2 separate regions of the Mus musculus genome follow, and region 1 is linked to region 2. A link is a loop called in an ENCODE intact Hi-C map of the cell type or tissue named here. Cell type or tissue: gastrocnemius. All regions are shown on one strand. Links, peaks and the distances in the headings refer to the core of each region. The heading gives the core; the rest is flanking DNA.

Evidence for each region. Hi-C counts contacts between places; a loop is a spot of excess contacts. Peaks named below come from ENCODE experiments on the same cell type or tissue, not always from the same donor. Only the 100,000 strongest peaks of a DNase experiment are listed, where the experiment ranks them.
Region 1: it touches region 2 in a loop (2.4-fold over the local background); 6 of 42 quality-filtered maps call a loop at or near these places.

Annotation. Positions count from the first base shown.
Region 1 is chr2:157,752,385-157,760,994 of GRCm38, reverse strand. All of the region lies in intron 1 of Ctnnbl1 (catenin, beta like 1), which reads right to left. Among named protein-coding and RNA genes, the nearest start is that of Ctnnbl1, 19 kb to the right of the region's middle. In gastrocnemius, for the core only: a CTCF peak has its summit at 4,606 (motif pointing left); a DNase peak (open chromatin) is centred at 4,587; H3K27ac peaks cover 591 bases.
Region 2 is chr2:157,805,134-157,813,743 of GRCm38, reverse strand. It overlaps Ctnnbl1 (catenin, beta like 1), which reads right to left. Exons shown (of 16, transcript NM_025680.4): 6 at 6,976-7,069; 7 at 4,188-4,279. Among named protein-coding and RNA genes, the nearest start is that of Ctnnbl1, 72 kb to the right of the region's middle. In gastrocnemius, for the core only: a CTCF peak has its summit at 5,288; no DNase peak of the experiment used is centred there; H3K27ac peaks cover 1,421 bases.

The DNA.
Region 1 (8,610 bases), core at 3,087-5,586, 52 kb after region 2:
GCTCCTGGGTACTTACCCAAAAGCCCCTATATCCTACCACACAGATACTAGCACACCCATGCTTCCCGCTGCTGCTCTGTTCTCAATGGCCAGAAAATAGAAGCAATCTAAATGCCTATCAACATACAAATGCATAAAGAAAATGTTACACATATGCACAGAGCAGCTTTCTTTATTCAGCCATAAAGAAAAATGGAATTACGTCCTTTGCTACAATGGATGCAATTGGAGATCATTATGTTAAACAAAATTAGTCAGATTCAGAAAGACAACCTCTATTTTCTCTCCTATGCAGTCTAGATTTGAGCGAGAAAGAGGGGGGAGTAGACAGAACTATGAGAAGAGAGGAAGAGATCTTAACAGAGAGGAAGGGGAAAACAAGGGGAGGTAATAGAATGAAATCAAGAGGGGCTGTCTGAGGGAAGGAAGGCAATAAGCAAGAGAGAGCCACCAAGGAAGGGGACAGGTGTTAAGAACACAGTATAATGACATGTATGTATGAAGTACCATAATGAAACCCATTACACTGTATGCCAACTTTAAAAGTTATAAGTCTTCAATAAAAAAGGCCAAAAAGCAAAGTTACCAAAGCCTCCTTATAATCTGCAATCTGATTGGCTGACAGGTAAGGCCATGTGATTTATGATGCGGATCACTAGTCATAAAGACTGTACTTAATCTAATTTTTCCTCCCCAAAAAAACTTTTATTTCTTGTTAAAACCTGAATATATATTCACCCTCCCACCAAAGGCAGTAGTGTAGGTTTCTTTCTAGAAACACAAAGTACACTTTAATGTCCATGATTTACTTTGACATCTTCTCTGATTAATTCTGCAGCTACATCAGGAAGCTGAATACTGATTTGGTTTCTTTATCAACACTAACACAGGCAGACCCTTGTAAAGCCACTGCAAGGTAAAACATCTCCATTTTAGCACACTGATTATGAATATGTTTTGTCAGCTACACCAGAGCCATCATCACTCATTCATTCACTCCACGGTATTTACTGAGCTAATAGAAGTTCAACCTCACTCTATTAGGAGCGGCAGGAAATATTCGACAGCAACCCACAGCATAACAACAGAACAGCGCTATCTACAAGACCTAGCAGTACTGTACAAACAGCAGAGGAACAATGGTCAGGGAAATCTGGGTGCAAGTGAATCATTTTCGAGTCATGTGACATATTAATGCTACATTATCAAAATACTCTGGCTTTGCTCTGCAACCGCCAAGTTACCTTTAGGAAGATACAGGGTAATAAGATTACCTAAAATAAGACAGAATATAAGCAGACGACCACAAAACAAGAAACACTGAGTAGCCAATCTGCATGTAAAAGCTCTCCAACTTCATGAGATTAGGGAAGCATACCTTAAAACTCTAACACATCAGATTGACAAAAAAATGAAAACTGAAATCTGGCAGCGTGAGGGCTGACTGAGGATGCAGCCACTGACATGTCTGTGGGGTATCGTGAGGGCAGAGCTCACTGGTGATGCTAAAGACACATAGGTCTGCAACCATCCCAGCGAACACATGCACACTGGGATGTGGGAATGCTCACATCCACAGAGATGGCTACACAATGCTCACTGGAGCACACGTACAATAAGAAAATGGTTCCATGGATAATGTGGTAAGGGTAGCCAAAAAGTATGTGGGAATAAAACAAGTTCCCAGGAGCCTGCTGGGCAGGGCAAGAGGATGTCATTAAGGAGAAGGGCTGCACCACGAAATGGAACTGGGAAAGGAAATGAGGGAAACCTGGAACTTATGATATTTATTTTTAGAAAGATTTGAATTGAATTTGAAAAAATGGCATAGCTATATAAGCAACGCAGGTGAAAGGAGGCAGACCACTAAGGGCTGCGGACGAGGGGCTGTGATCTTTTGACACCTGTTACTGCTGAATAAGATCCTGGGTTTGCAATACCATTTGTAGAGCTAGGAACAACAAGACCTTTCAGTAACGTCCTCAAGAGCACAGAGAAAGACAGAGTGTGCGGCACAGTCAGGTGGCCTTCCTTCTGGATAGAGAGCCTCCACTCAGCCTGGAGCCCCTGCCCAATGTCATGTCCTGGGAGAGTCCTCCAAACACTCCATCAAGGTTTCTGAGCATCCTCAGTGGTGGATTATACCTCTGCTGATGCACATGCATCACACACACACTCTCTCTCACACACACACACACACACACACACACACACACACACACACACACAAACACACACCTTCTTCATCCCCTCCATTAAACCAGGACTTAGGTTCTGAAGAGCAGGAACCCTGGGATCCTGCTGGGCACCCAACCGTGCTTGCTCAGAGATACCTGATCCTGGCTGCCCAATCACTGAGATGGGCTTTGGCTTCAGCACACACATACTGCTAAGGTGAAGACAACAGATAAGGTGCCCAAGCACCGCAAGTGTCCATGGAGCCCGATACCGTGCTCTGTCAACAGCCCTGCCCCCTACCCCATCCACCATCCCAGCAGGCCCTCTACATTCTGAGATCCTGGCATTCAGTATCTGAGCCTTAGCCAGGCAGTGGTACCAGGCAGCACACGCCTTTAATCCCAGGAGGCAGAGGCAGGCAGATTTCTGAGTTTGAGGTCAGCCTGGTCTACAGAGTGAGTTCCAGGACAAGCCAAGGCTATACAAAGAAACCCTGTCTCAAAAACGCAAAACCAAAACAGTATCTGAGCCCTTACTCAACCTAAATGAAAACTATCTTTTGTTGCTCTCTGGCTGCTTTTCAAAATGATAATTTGCCACAACTCTTTTAAGTTAAAAAAAAAAAAAGTTTTATCCATCTTGCTGATGAAATTTCAGAAGTGGCATAAATACCAGTCATGATCACAGAATAGAATCAGAATACCTCTACAGATCATGTTTTATTTTGTTTTAGATTAATTTTCTAACATTTTTAAGGCTGTTGCATTTAAAAGACAATTCCGTTTGATAAGTAAATGAGTATTGAGTACATATGTTGCCATGAACATGAAGGTCAGACAAAGAAAGGACACTCACACACAGACACACTCAACAGCCGCTCCCCAGACTCCCAGAACTTACACACCTACACAACACCACGCTAGGAAAACAAGTGTTAAAACACAAAGAAACGCAGACAGGCATTACCTTCCAGATACCTGAGTTCTTGTGAGAAACGCAAGAAAAAAAGATAGTGGGTCTTCTAGCCGTGGCTAATGTGGACATTGGAAACACCAGAACTATGGAGAGATATTTGGATCAGACCAGAGACCAAGAGCCGTGTCACGGTCAAGTGGGAGAGGACAGAGACACCAAAGAACCAGCCAGGCTGCCAGAACTGGTAATGTATTATTAATACAAATACGCAAATTCTCAATGTTCCCCTGACTGCAGAGAGACTCCATCTTTCTATACTCCTATGTCTAATCACATGGCTTGCTGTGTTCAAAGCTTAGTACATTCAGCACTTAGTGATATTCAGAGGGTAAGGTAAGCACAGGGAAATGCAGACTCAGACAATCAGCCTCACCCTATCACTTACAGATGAATAAACTCAGCAGAAAAAGGACTGGAGCCTGAAAGCCTCCCCTGCACCCCAGAAGTGGCCTTCTTATTGCCACATGCACATCACTTCTGCCCAGTGCCACCATGTTTTAGCAAAATTAAAGCCCCTTCTGTGGCTTTTCTGCCACTCATTAATCAGGAGAGCACTACCTATGGAAATCCAGGTTCCCAGAGTGTGGAAGGAAGGTCTCCGTGCAGCATGACCTTAACCACTCTCTTCCCGAGATCTCCTGGAGAGGAGCTCATGCTGGGCCTCCGGTTACCTCCCCCAACACCAGGCCACTCTCAAGGTCTAAACATTAAAAACAAGCTGACCTGAAAAAACTACTGATTACTGATGAGACGAGCATGACAGCACACCTGCAAGTTCAGCACTTGTGAGGCAAAGGCAGGAAGTCTGAGGCTAGCCTGGGCTACAGAAGGCCTTGTCCAGGAAACCCCTATCTGTCTTAAAGCACAGCGCAGATACAAGTCCACTGTTTAGGCTTACACAGTGCTTTAAGACGATGAGGATGGGGCATGTGCATTTGGCACCAGTGAGCCCGCATGTGGCTCTGAATGTTGTATATGGCACATCTGTCGCAGCCACCAGACCACTGCCTCTAGCAACAGATGATTCATTAACAAAGTGGGGCCAAGAAGTCTTGATGCTGTCTAAGATCACCGAAACTCTGAAGTGCATTCTTCCTTCAAACAGAAGGGAAGGGCTATTGCAGGGAGGACGCACTTAATCCAGGACAGACAGTAAGGACACTTGGAGAAGGGAGGATGAAGACTCAGACCGGATTGCAAGTGCGAACTTTAATTATTAATCTGTCAGCCCTTCCTCCTTGATTGCTTGAGCCTTCTCCCTTCGTTTTGATCTCAGCCACATAACTCTGTTTACACACAAGCAGCCTGTTTCCCAGGGACGTGAAAGTTGGGTGGACCTATACCTGCGTGAAAATAAGCCTCCATGTGATACTGCAGAGGGAGGAAGGGCAGGGTCTGCAGAGGGAGGAAGGCAGGGCCCAGCACAACTGCCCCAGGCTCTGCAGCGCCCCCTACTGGGGGCCTCAAAGGTTGAATGACATATGTCCTGTCAACGTGGACACATGCCTATTGATGAGCCCATCATGCATAAAGATGCCATGGTCCTAGATGCACTTCTGTCTCCTTACTCGAAGGTTTTACTATTTTATAGATGGCTGACAAGCTACAGACGTTAGCACAGTATCTCCACTCCCACTAAAGAGAAGGCTGCTGAAGGAGGCTGGTGAAGGAGGCTGGTGAAGGAATGATCCAAGTCAGGCATCCAATGTCTGAAAACATTTCTCTAGGAAAGGAAAGCACGCTGGCCACTTGGCCATGTGGAGGAGAGGGGCAAAGGGCCAATGGCTTAGTAGCTACCTGCAAATTCACTGTGCCGGCCTCATCCCACCACCACTCTCCCAGGGAGGCTATAAAACAGATTTCAACGTGACCTGAGACTAACTGCCACTGACGTCAGGGGCATTTGAAGGTCCTCAGCGTCCTGGCAGGAGCACCTGGTACACGGGCTAGGAACAACACATTCCTCACAGACAGAACGCCACTGCAGCTGAGAAACAGGTACCTAACTGTCCTCCAAACATATACACTGGACTCACACAGCTGTTTTGAACCATCTTATCAGGCTCTGGATATCAAGTTTAAAACTGACTGACTCAAAAGATACAAAACAGAGCAACAACATAGGGGAAAAATGGTCTCAACTATCTGAAAGTAACATGCATGGCTCAAAGACAGCGTCTCTGTCAGGGCTTGACTTCATGACAAAGAACAGCAAATGTTCATAAGCAGGGCTCCTCTGTGGGTGAATCTCCAGTCAGTTACAGCCAGCTCAGGGAGAGCCATCAGGCAAACTACCCATTAGCTGTCACGTTAGAATGACTTCAGAAAGCCAGCCCCAGAGCTCTGCTGATATCTTTTCAACAACCTCTTAATCTTGTTTATAACACCTGTGTTAAGGCAACCTGACATCAATTCTACTCACTTGTCTCAGACTGAAATTACTCAGAAACTCGAGGATTCCCGTGAACATCACAACACCAGAGGCATGCTGCCTCAAACAGCCTGAAAGACAGAAGGCGTCCGCCTCTTAAAACAAAGCCACATCATGAGCCTTGCTGGGCCTTAAATTTCACACACACACACACAAAAGCATGAAGATCCTAGAATTGTGGGGTCTGAAGAACCCAGAAAATTCTCCCTACAGCTTTTTACCAAATGACCACTGAAGTGGCACAGCCACCACGGTCTGCAGGCCTGCTCCAGGTCATAAGTGCACCGCTTTCTTCCCAGTCCCGAGCGCGCCTTCTGCAGAGGTAATATTCCTGCTACCAAATGGAGCAAGTGGGGCTGCGAGAGACACCTCAGCATATTGCCCAAAGTCACAGAGCTGGAAAACGGTGGCGAAGAATTCAATCATGACAGAAGCAGCCTGCCTCACCTGCTTTCCGTGTTTACTGTACATCCCTGCCTGGGGCTCCTTACACTTAAAATGAGCTGACAGCAGTGATGTAGACATGTGCGTCCTAGGACTGTATGAAACACAAAACACCCAAGAAACTGATGGGAACTAGTCCACGAATACGGAGAAGGACAAGGGAAGAGAATGCACTTTGGTGACCGAATTTGCTGTCACTAGTGTGTGACCTTGGACAAATCACCATAAATCTTGGGGGGGGGGAGCCCCCCTACTGTTGTAAATAATATGGAGAAAAGCCAAACCCAGAAAAAGTCCACAACAAATATTAAACACACACATAATCTCTATATAATATATATGTACATATGCACATGTGTGTATATATATTTCATACATAGGAAATGGATATTCTCGAGCCAACTAACACAAAATAAAAACCAACCTTATTGCTTTGTGCAGGCTCATTTCTTGCCTATAAGTCTGGGTGCTGAGAAAAACAGCAATTATGGCCCACAGTGGACTTACAGTAAATCTCTGGCAAATAAATGAATCAATCGATCTCTTGCTTTAGGGTCAGAGGCAGCCCTAGTCTTTAAAAGAAATGCCAATCAACTCTCAGGTTATAGAAGGAACAGAATAGACCATCTGCTATTATTTAAAGCAAGTTTCCTATGAGTAAGACCAAGATCAGTCACAACACAGCTTAATCTACTTCATCAAGAAAGAAGCAGCAGCAAGGGGCTGAGATTTAGCTCCATCATGAAAGGCCTACCTAGCATATGTGAGGCCCTGGCTTCAGTGAAAAGAAATGTTTAAGAACAAAAACAAAGGTTGGAGAAATAACTCAGTGGATAAGAGTTCAAATACTCAGCACTCACATAAAAACCTGGTATGGTCACAGATGAACTGTGGTACCAATGATGTGGGGACAGACAGGAGGCTCACTAGGGTTTGCTGGCTAAAGATGGAGTGGTTGAAGAGGGAACGAAGAATGGTTGAATGTCTTTCTAGGGCCTCTACCTGGGCACTTCTCCTATGGACCCTCACATCGATAATCCCAGCAGGAAGAAAGTTGAGGCAGAAGAGCTGTAAACAGGCAACAGGAGAGATGGCAAACAACACTGTAGGTGACCCCCCAATGTATTCCCCAGTTTTGGGTGGCCACTTCCGTCACTCATCCACCCCTCACTCCATTCTTCCTTAGTCAAGGGCATTTACTGAGCAGTGTCCCCCCCCCGCCCCAGCAAGCTCTCATCTGGCCACAGCCTTAGAGGACCTCAGGGCAATGAGGAGAAGGGCATTTACATGTAACCAGTCTTTCTATACAAAAATGATACCTGTGGCAGGAACTACAAGGCCAATCAATGGTGCTGTGCCTCCCCATTCCCCATAAGTCTCTGCTGTCTTTATTTTAGGCTGCCGTCACTCATGGTCTTCTTCTAGGAAGAAGGGTCAACCTTCTCCTCCCCAGGTGTTCCATGCAGCAGCAGCTCTGGAGCCTCCCCTTCCTCTGCTCCAAATAGAGAGGAACACAGCACATGCACATCACACAGCTGGAGCCTCGCATGAAGTGTGGGCTTCAACATGGAAGTCACAGCCTGTCCTGTTTGTGGGTGGGTGACAGCCACTGCTCCTCTTTGAGCTGATTGTCATCTGCGGCTGTTTAGACACATCTTCCCTCTAAGTGACCCTCTTTTTCCATAAACACAAAGGCAACCTGCCAACTGGAGGGCAAGCTGCCTCTGCTGCAGAGGGGAGCCCTCAGGCCCAGCTGCACAACAACCCTCGGCCATGTCACCCCGCCAGGCTCAGTGTCATACCCCTGAGAAAAGTCACATTCACCGTGCTTGGCCATCACAAAGGTCACGTGGGCAAAAGAGCCTCTCTGCCACACAAAGTGAAGCAAGAGTCAAAATTGCTTTTTTAATTAAACTAAGACTTCCTCAACCTTCTGCTGACAACCCCAGGTACAACACAAAGCCCAGTATCAGCTACTAACCAGCCTCCAGGATTCGGAAGGACAGTCTGTGGCAGTCAGAGGAGGGAGGGGAAAATTACTAATTTAAACAAAATGTTTAATCTTCTAATTATGGGGCAGGCTCCAAGAGGATGGAAAGTGCTTTGCAATCTTCATTATGGAATCCCCACACGACCATGGCACAAGTCATGTCAGCCAGAGGCAGATGCCATCTCTCCTTCTCCTCTGAGCCTTCTGTGTCCTTGCCAGATCTGAGAGGAAGGAGGAAATCTAACAGAAGAAAAGTATAGGTGAACCATGAATTGTGGCTCTCCAGTTGGTTATGCTGGTGAGGCAGATGCCCCGTGAGAGGCTGGCGAGGCAACATCCCATGCTTCACTCGGCAGGCAGCCTGAGCAGCCCGAGGCCATCTCAAGCTCTGAGCCTAGCACAACTGCCCACCCCAGGTGCTGCTGGAGCAATTCTTTCCCCTTCTCTCCTCAGCACTGAGAAGCATGGAGAATCGGGGTGGCGCAGCAATGGCACCTCTGGTCAAAAAGAGAGCTGTCCCTCTGCAGATAGGCTTATCCCCTGGTTAATTTGCGTTATCTCTGCCTATTCAGATCTCAGTGCTAACTCAGGG
Region 2 (8,610 bases), core at 3,757-6,256:
CATGAAACGGTGTAAGCTGTATCTAACGTGCCTGCCATCCATCTCTTACTGAGAATTACTGAAGGATCCCTAAATAAAAATGGAACATCAGTCAAAATGGAGGGTTTAATCCAGCAACCTCGACGCATAAGGACTCTAGAATTTCAGCTCTGAGACTTTCTCTTCCATCACACACCATGAGGGCTCCCTAAAACATGAGGCTCAGCCCTAGTTTTGAAGATTAAGTACACCTGGGGGATCTGAGAACCTGCAGGAAGCACAAAAGAAAGACAGGGTGGGCTGGCTGGGGAAGCTTGTGGGGATATACAAGACAGAGAGAGCCAGGCCGGGCCTCCACTCAGGATATCCAGGCTGAGGGAAACAGTTTGCTCAGGCTGTTCCATGAGATCTCCTCTCCTTGCTGGATGAAGAAAGCTCTCCCAGCAGAGCTGGAATCCAGATTGGCTAACTCCCAGAAGAATTCCTTTCGGAAAAACCTGAAGGGGGCTGGTTTGCAGAACCAGAACTGCTCATGGGCTGGAGGCAGAGCGGCACTGCAGAAAGGCCCTTGAGAACGCTTCTGGGCTGTGGGTCAAGCCCAGCTCCAGCTCTACCTGTATAGGTTTGGGCAAGTCACTTAGCACCTATAGGTCTTGACTTTTAGCTATTTCTCCACAATAGAACTTACACACTTGCCTTCAGAATAATTCTAAGAATGATTCAGGCTGTGTGAAAGAGTAGGGACTCAGGCTGTCCCACAGTGGTGTGTATATAAAACACAGGAGGAAAAAGTACTGTGCGTGGTGGAGACAGGGACGTAAGCAAAACAGAGACAAGCAAAGGAGCTATGCGACAGATAATAGGGCTAGCGTTTCAGAACTGAGAAATGAAGAGACCAGACTGCGGCAGGGAAGTTGCCTTAAAGCAGGTCGGGAGGTGGGCACTGAAGAAGTAGTGGCTATTCCCCTGTATCCGTCTGTAGGTAAGAACAGAAAAGAGGGTTCACTTTCTAGAGCCCAGTGGACCTTAGTGAGCAGCATACACTGATGCATAGGAGGAATTTCTAGAATATATTAGCAGTGGACCCTGAGATGGTAAATGTGCTGGTTAGTTGTGTGTCTACTTGACACTGGTAGAATCAAAGGAGAGGAGGGAGCCTCAGTTGAGAAGAGTTTATCATCTATAAGATCAGGCTGTGGGCAAGCCTTGGGCATTTTCTTCCTCAATGATTGATAATGGAAAGCCCAGCCAAGTGTGGCCATCCTTAAGCTGGTGTTCCTGGGTTCTATAAGAAAGCAGGCTGAACAAGGCATGAGGAGCAGGGCAGTAAGCAGTACCCCTCTATGGCCTCTGCATCAGCTCCTGCCTCCAGGTTCCTGCCCTGTCTGAGCTCCTGTCCTGACTTCCTTCAGTCATGAACTGTGGTGCGGAAGTGTGAGACACATAAACCCTTTCTTCTCCAGCTTACTTTTGGTCATGGTGTTTTCACCAGTGAGCCTCACTGGGACGGTAGGTCTGCGCTGGGTCCAGGGAACCTGGTTTTCAAAATTGCACTAAAGATCTTTCAACACAACTGCTGAAGGCCCTGGCTGCCAGGATGGTCATGAGTTGAAGGCACTTTCACGTGGATTTTCAGTCACCTCGTGGGACCTCAGTGGTCCCCTGAAAGAAAGGGGCCAGACAAGTGAAGGACCACTAGCTGCAGCCACCCAGCTCCAAGGGAAGACAGACTCTAGGTCCAGTCCACCAGGAATCTCTAAGGCTGATGTTGGTGAAGAATCAACACGCACTTGCTTGGGCTAGAGACCCAGAACAAAGCATATTCAAGCGTCATGGCTTCCTTCTTGCCGCCTTGCTCTTAGCTTAGCTTGCTTTTGTGACCATTCCATGCAGCACAGAGTTTTACTTGATTCCCAGTAAAATAACCAAATACCAATTTAAAGTTTAAATACTGGAAACCTTGAAAATGGTTATAGATTGTAACAAGGCTCTTCCTGTCCTGAGGATTATACAAATTTCTGTGCCCTGTGGCGAAACTCAATAATAGCTTGCTAAAATAGCAAATGAAACCCAGACTAAACACCCAAAGGTCTCAATTTCTCTTATAGAAGCAACTCCAAAAAAAGAAAGAATGAACGAGAGAGAGAGAGAGAGAAAGAGAGACAGAGAGACAGAGAGACAGAGACAGAGAGACAGAGACTGAGCAAGAGAATGCTGTTATGGCTAATTTAAGCACCTTTCAAAGGACAGAGGAGTTTTAAAGAATGAGCCTCAAATTCATTATTAAGTCCCAAGGACCTAAAAACCCTATCCTGACTTCACAAAGACAAAGACTATGAGATTATTTTCTGTATGTTAAGGTTGGGTCTACAAATTCCACCAGGAACCCAGATTCTTGTTATCCTTTCCTCTACCCCTCACTCCCTAAGTGTTTCAATGAGGATGGAAACACAAACTGAGTGCTGAGAAGTAGGTGGGGAAGGAACTGTACGCTGAACAAGTGCAGCTTAAGGCCAAAGACCACCTGGACTCAGAAGTCCAAAGGAAGATGCCAAGATGGCAGCAGATAAACCAGCTACCTGCTGGATACAGGCCCAAGTGGGAAAAGGAAAGGGCTTACAAGGGCTCAGTGCACTGGGCTCTGCCTGGCAAATATGTCTATCTCTACTGATAGCACTACTGGGCAGAGGCTCCCCTGATGTGTGTGTGTGTGTGTGTGTGTGTGTGTGTGTGTGTGTGTGTGTGTGAGAGTGTATGTGTGTGTGTGTCTATCTTATGGGGTTACATAAGCAGAGCTGGAGAAGACCTAGACTGTCTGGCTGCCTTCCCCTTAGGCCTGCCAAGACAAGGACTGTGAACCTGACCTGACACAGCCCAGACATTCCGGATAAGCCATGACTACTTTAAGAGTCATTCCTCCTTAAAGAAACCTCTCTTATCTTGCTAGTGAGGACCTCCACAGTAGCCTTCCTATCACACAGTTGGTCAAGCTAATGGCTTTTCCCTTCCTTTCTTATTTACTCGATGGGACAGCAGTAATAGTTAAAAACATGGTGACTCTGTGCTAAGAAAGAGAATGAGGGATACAACAGAAATAAGGATAAAGGATACAAATATAAAGCTAAAAGAAATTAATACAAATAGCTGTCATTATTGTTGTTTTGAGACAGGCTCTTATACAGCCCAGGCCGGCCTGCTCCTTACTGTGTAGTAGAGGGTGACTTTGAACTTCTGATCCTTCTGCCTCCACTTCCTAGGGCTGGGACTACAGCTGGGTACAGGCATCCTACCTGCTGGACCACTTCCCCAAGCCCATGAATGGCTACTAAGCAACTGGAAGCCAATACACATTCTTTGATTTAAAAATGTAAATTGAAGTAGCCTAGCATCAATGTTCACTTCTAAGTGCACGAAAGCCTTAAGTATGTTGATGCCTGGTATTCCCGGGAGCAACAGGGGAGTGGCCAGCAGGGCAAACTTGACAGGTGACAATTCTACAACACCTGCCTCAAACGTTAATGCAAATACCCTATGGCCTGAATGTTCCACTAGTAGGGGTTTAACACACAGATAAGCTAAGTGCACCAGAATAGTGTTCAGATGTGATACCCACTATAAACTGCTTATAACAGTCAAAATTAAAACTGAGAGCCCGGCAAAGGATGTGGCTCAGTTGTTAGGGTGATGGCTGAGCATGCACAAGGCCAGGGGTTCAATCCCCACTCCTGCATAAATTGGGCAGGGAGGCACACACATGTAATCCCAGCACATGGAAAGGAGAGGCAAGAAGATCAGGAGTTCAAAGTCTCCTGAACTGCAGGCCAGCCTGGACTACATGAATCCCTATTTCAAAAAAAAAATAATAATAATATTGGTACTTCTGTCCAATGGAACACTAGGCTATCATTAGTTCAGTGAAAAAACAATTTGCATAAGAAAACATTATATAATTCTTTTTACGTCAACATACAACACTAGCTCCTATGTATGTTCAGAAATTTTCTAAAAGAATATATATGATATTGTTAACAACAGATGCTTTTTTAAAGTAGAACTCAAAAAGATTATTGGGGATGGAGACAAGCAACAAAAGGGCCAGAAACTTCCCAAACTAGACATGTGGAGGTCGGAGGATGTCTATCGACACCATGGCACCAGCCACAGCCAGAGCAGAGACATATGGGTGGCAGGGCCACTGGCTCCCTTACCTTCAGCCTCTTCAACAGCCACTGCAGGAGTCCCTGCTGGGCAGCCTCTGTGCACATCTCCGGACGGAACTCGGCCATATTCTCCACAATAGCTGAAAGAGACAGACACCAGTCACCTGGGAAAGCATCTCTCTGCTCCTACTCGCATCAAGCCCACTTCCCATGACAAGCACTTTAGCCTTTGTCCCACTTCCCTGTATTCTACTCAACAGATGCTGTTGTCACTTTTAGATTAACCAAGGAGTTGCTATGTTTTTTCCCCTTTTTCTTCAAGTTATGTTACAAGTAGAAGTCATAACTGAAAATGACGGAATTCGCAGAAGAGATGAGGGATGGGTTTTTATGCTAATAGAGGTGACTCCAGAGCAGAGCACGCTGATGGGTGGAGAGCTGCCTAGCAAAGCACGCTCAGTCCCAGAGGTCTGCAGCTAGTCAGGCTAGGGCAGGGTCTCCTAGGGCCAGGTAGTCTCTTCTCTCTCTCTCTCTTCTCTCTCTCTCTCTCTCTCTCTCTCTCTCTCTCTCTCTCTCTCTCTCTCTCACACACACACACACACACACACACACATTGTGGTATTGTGATTCATATGAAAACCAAGACACTGGCAGGGAGGTGAGCATGATCTTCTTAATTGAGCACACTAACGCGTGCAGAGGGGAAAGGCCATGACGGCAGAGGTAGCTGCCAGCTATCGGGAAGCAAATAATTGGTCCTGCTATCTCCTACAACAGTCAAAGTGTGACTTAATAGGAAAATTAAAAGTTAGAAGGCAAAGGGAAAAAAGCTATTACATGCTATGACATCAAGAAGAAGAGCATTAAAAAAAACCACCACTGCCCTTACCACATCAAATGCTTTCCTTCCCTCCAGGGCCCCTCTGCTTCCTATCTTACAACAGGCCACTCTCACAAGGCAGACACTGTTCTGTGTTCTCAAAGCATAATATCCAGAGCGTGCTGCTGTGCCTGGATTCTGAAGGAGCAAGGGCCAAAGAAACCCAAGCCAGGCTCCTCAAGAGCCAGGCTCTTTCTTTCACCCAAGCCAGGTTCCTCAAGAGCCACTGAAAGGAGATCGGGCAGTCATGAGGGAGGGGACACATGCTGACAGTGAGCAGCAGAGGGACTCAAGAGACCAAACAGTCTCTCTCAATCAAGCACTTGTTCATTTTATCTTGTTCTGTTCGTACTACACATGATCTCCTGTTACACACAAGAAACAAAGCCACACTTCCTGCCATGGTTCACAGGGTCTTCCAAACTCTGGACAGACTCACTCCCTGATCTCACTGCCCCAACCCCACCTCCCGCCCTCATTTTCCAGAAGCACAGCCTCGCTTGACTTAGCCAAAGACAGCCACGGACTCCTCCACAGGCCAAGGGCCCCAGTCAGCTCCCCTGCAACACTCAAGGCCCTTGCTCTCAGTCTCTAGGATGTTCTTACTGACACTAATCATAGCTCTTGTCACTGGCACTCCTTCCTCTGTCCTGGGCTTTCCCATGAGAGCACCCTTGTATTAGTCATGCCTGACTCCTCCTGATCTGCCCTAGCTCCCAGTACTGTGTCTGAGAAACACCAGGCACCCAAGGAGTGGGAAGGAGGAGGCATGAATCTGAGTGTGGTAGGTGCCTGAGCAGAGACCAGGCAGATTTGCCAGAGCTGCGCTTTCCTACCACACCAGGGCCTTTTTATGAACAGCCAGCTAAGACTTTTGATAAGCTTTCCATGTTGCAAAATCCAGCATTAGGCTGACAGATGGCAATGCCAACTTCTGCCTCTGCACTAGAGCCAGCTCCCAACCGCAGGCTGTCGTGTTCCCCTCTCATACTCCCTGGGTGCCCATCTTCCCTCTTCTTTACAATAATCCACACTGAAGAGTCTAGCACTACAAGGGAGATCTGCAGTAAGCACAGAGGAGCCGGGAGGGAAACTAATCTCATAGAAACTCCTGTTTCAGCTCGGCCCCCTTCATTGCTGGAGCTCAGCTTGCAAAGATGCCACCGCTGGTTTAACACAATAGCAGCCAGGGAGGAAGCGGCCTGCCCAAAGGCATGACTTTAAATATGGCAACTGTGCGAAGGGAGAAGCTGGAGAGATTTGAGGGAGAAGGAAAGGACTGTAGAAGAATGCACTGAAATGAATGGGACTCGGGCAGCAGAGTCGCTGGAAGTATTTTAACTCACTTAGCCAAGCCGTCTGTACCAAAGACAAGGAAACACTGGCTCTTTCAATGCAAATACCTTTTTGTAATGTCCACAGATGTGCAAACACCTGCAGCTCCACTGAAGGAAGTGGGTGAGGGAAGCTGACACGAGATCACCCACAAATTTAAAACTTTGCTTCCTAGGGCAGAAAGGGCCCCACAAGGATTTCATCTTAACTTTTGGAGGCAAAGGCTGCTAAGGAGAGGTGTTCATATTGCTCTTGCAAAGATCTGGGTTTGCTTTCCAGCACCTATATCAGAGGGTCTACCACTTTTAACTCTAGCACAGGAAATCCAACAAGGATCTCCTGGCCTCCACAATGATGTGCAAACACTCCCCAACATACATATATACATAATTAGAAACAGTAAAATCTTAAAATAAAATTTAGGAGCCAGCATATTTTATATTTTCTCTTGGATGGGTACCTACTTAGTGGATTTCAGCTTTTATTGCCTATATACCAAATCAAAGCTGTAGTTACATGAAATGCACACATGGGTCTTCATTTTTAAAAGGCAGCTTTGGAGTATAGGGGAAAAAAAAAAACCAAAACCCATTTGGTTGTTAATTGGTGCCAGCCCCTCACCTAGGGTGTTGTGGACGCCATCAGCCTCCTCCCTCACAGACTCATCCAGGCGCTCCAGATTCTGCACCAACAATGCGGCCACCTGCCCGTCCACCTGCGGGAATAGGAAGCAAAGGAAGAGAAGAACACATCACAGGTCAATCCCCAAATGTCCCCATTCCCCTAGTCACAGCTCTCCATTCAAATGAGCAAACTGAGTGCAGAACTGGCAGCCTGCAGTGCTCTCTCAACCCATGGCCTCTTCAAGGCACTCCGAGGCAAGGAAGGGGTCTTAATGGCTTCCTAACCCCAAGTTAGTCCTGACCCCGGCTGGGCAAGCCAGAGATGAGTGGCACAAAGGAAAAGGCAGGGTTACAAAGCTGGTGAATGCAAGGTTCTCATGGTCATCATCCCACCTCTCCTTCCCCAAGCTCTGCCTCAGCAGTACCTACACATGATGGAAAAACAGGGCATGAGGCATTGGGTAAAACATACTTCCAGCTCTTACTTGAGTCACCTTTTGAGGTCGGTAGGAAACCCACAGTAGCTACAGAATACACACATCTGCCAAGGAGCGATACCAAAGTCAGGATTCCTTCTAGAATCTTGAAGAGAGCCTTTCCTCCTTTACACTGCCATCTGTACAACAGGTTCTGGGGGACTGCCTGTGGGCAACCCCAGGGCATGCAGGGAAGGAAGGAGGGAAGGCAGCCCTGGTTTTCTCTCCTGGAGAAGAGACTCTTTAGCTAAGACAGCTGTGATCAGGCATCTAGGAAGACTGGAGAGCTGGGTACAGCCTCCCTTCCCCTTCCCACTGCCTTGCTTGCCTTACACAGGAAGTGAGGATAAAGAAGAATCCTACAGCAATCGCAGGAAAATGGGGGGAGGGGGCACTACTTTTGGCTAAAGGAACAACTCAAAATGCCCACAATCAAGTTTGCATCGAGTTTTGTTCTCACTCCATGCCATTTACCTCGCTGGGGAAGAAAAAGCCAAGTTCTTTGCTAGCAAGCCCCTTACTTCACGGACCCTGGCTCACTTTAAGATCTTGAACAACTCTGCCCAAACAGATACCTGAGAAACTAACCTTACCAAATAAACTTATGCAGTCACTGTGTGCTCTCAGTCAGTGTTGCATCTACCCTGGCATAAAGCTCACAGCTCTCACTCACAGAGCACACAACAAAGGCTCAGGGAGGTTAGGCAGCCTGGCCAGAGCCATAGAGCTGGGACAGCAGTGAGCAGAGAACAGAAAGACAGACAGGAGGAGGAAGAGCCCAGTGAGCTGCACTCTACAGACCTGGTTGGACAGAGCCTAAGGATGACAGGGAGGAGAAGACAAATACAGCCCCTGCTCTTTCTGGGACTTTCTGAGACTCAGGGGCAACATCTGGACATGAAGAAAATCTGAAATTTGTGGCCTGTCTGCACACCCAGTTGCTAGTCAGTGACGCTTTCTGAGCTCTCCCTTATGCCTTGGGGAAGGAATGGGGACGGAGCCACTGGAGAGGAGCTGGTGCCAGAGCTGGAAGGGCTGCAGCAGAAAATGAGCTGCTCTCCCTCTTCTCCCAGGGATACACAATCGTGCTCTCAAGTCTCACAGCCAGTAAGAACATTAAAGTGTTTCCCTTAATAAACTGAATCATTTATGCATGG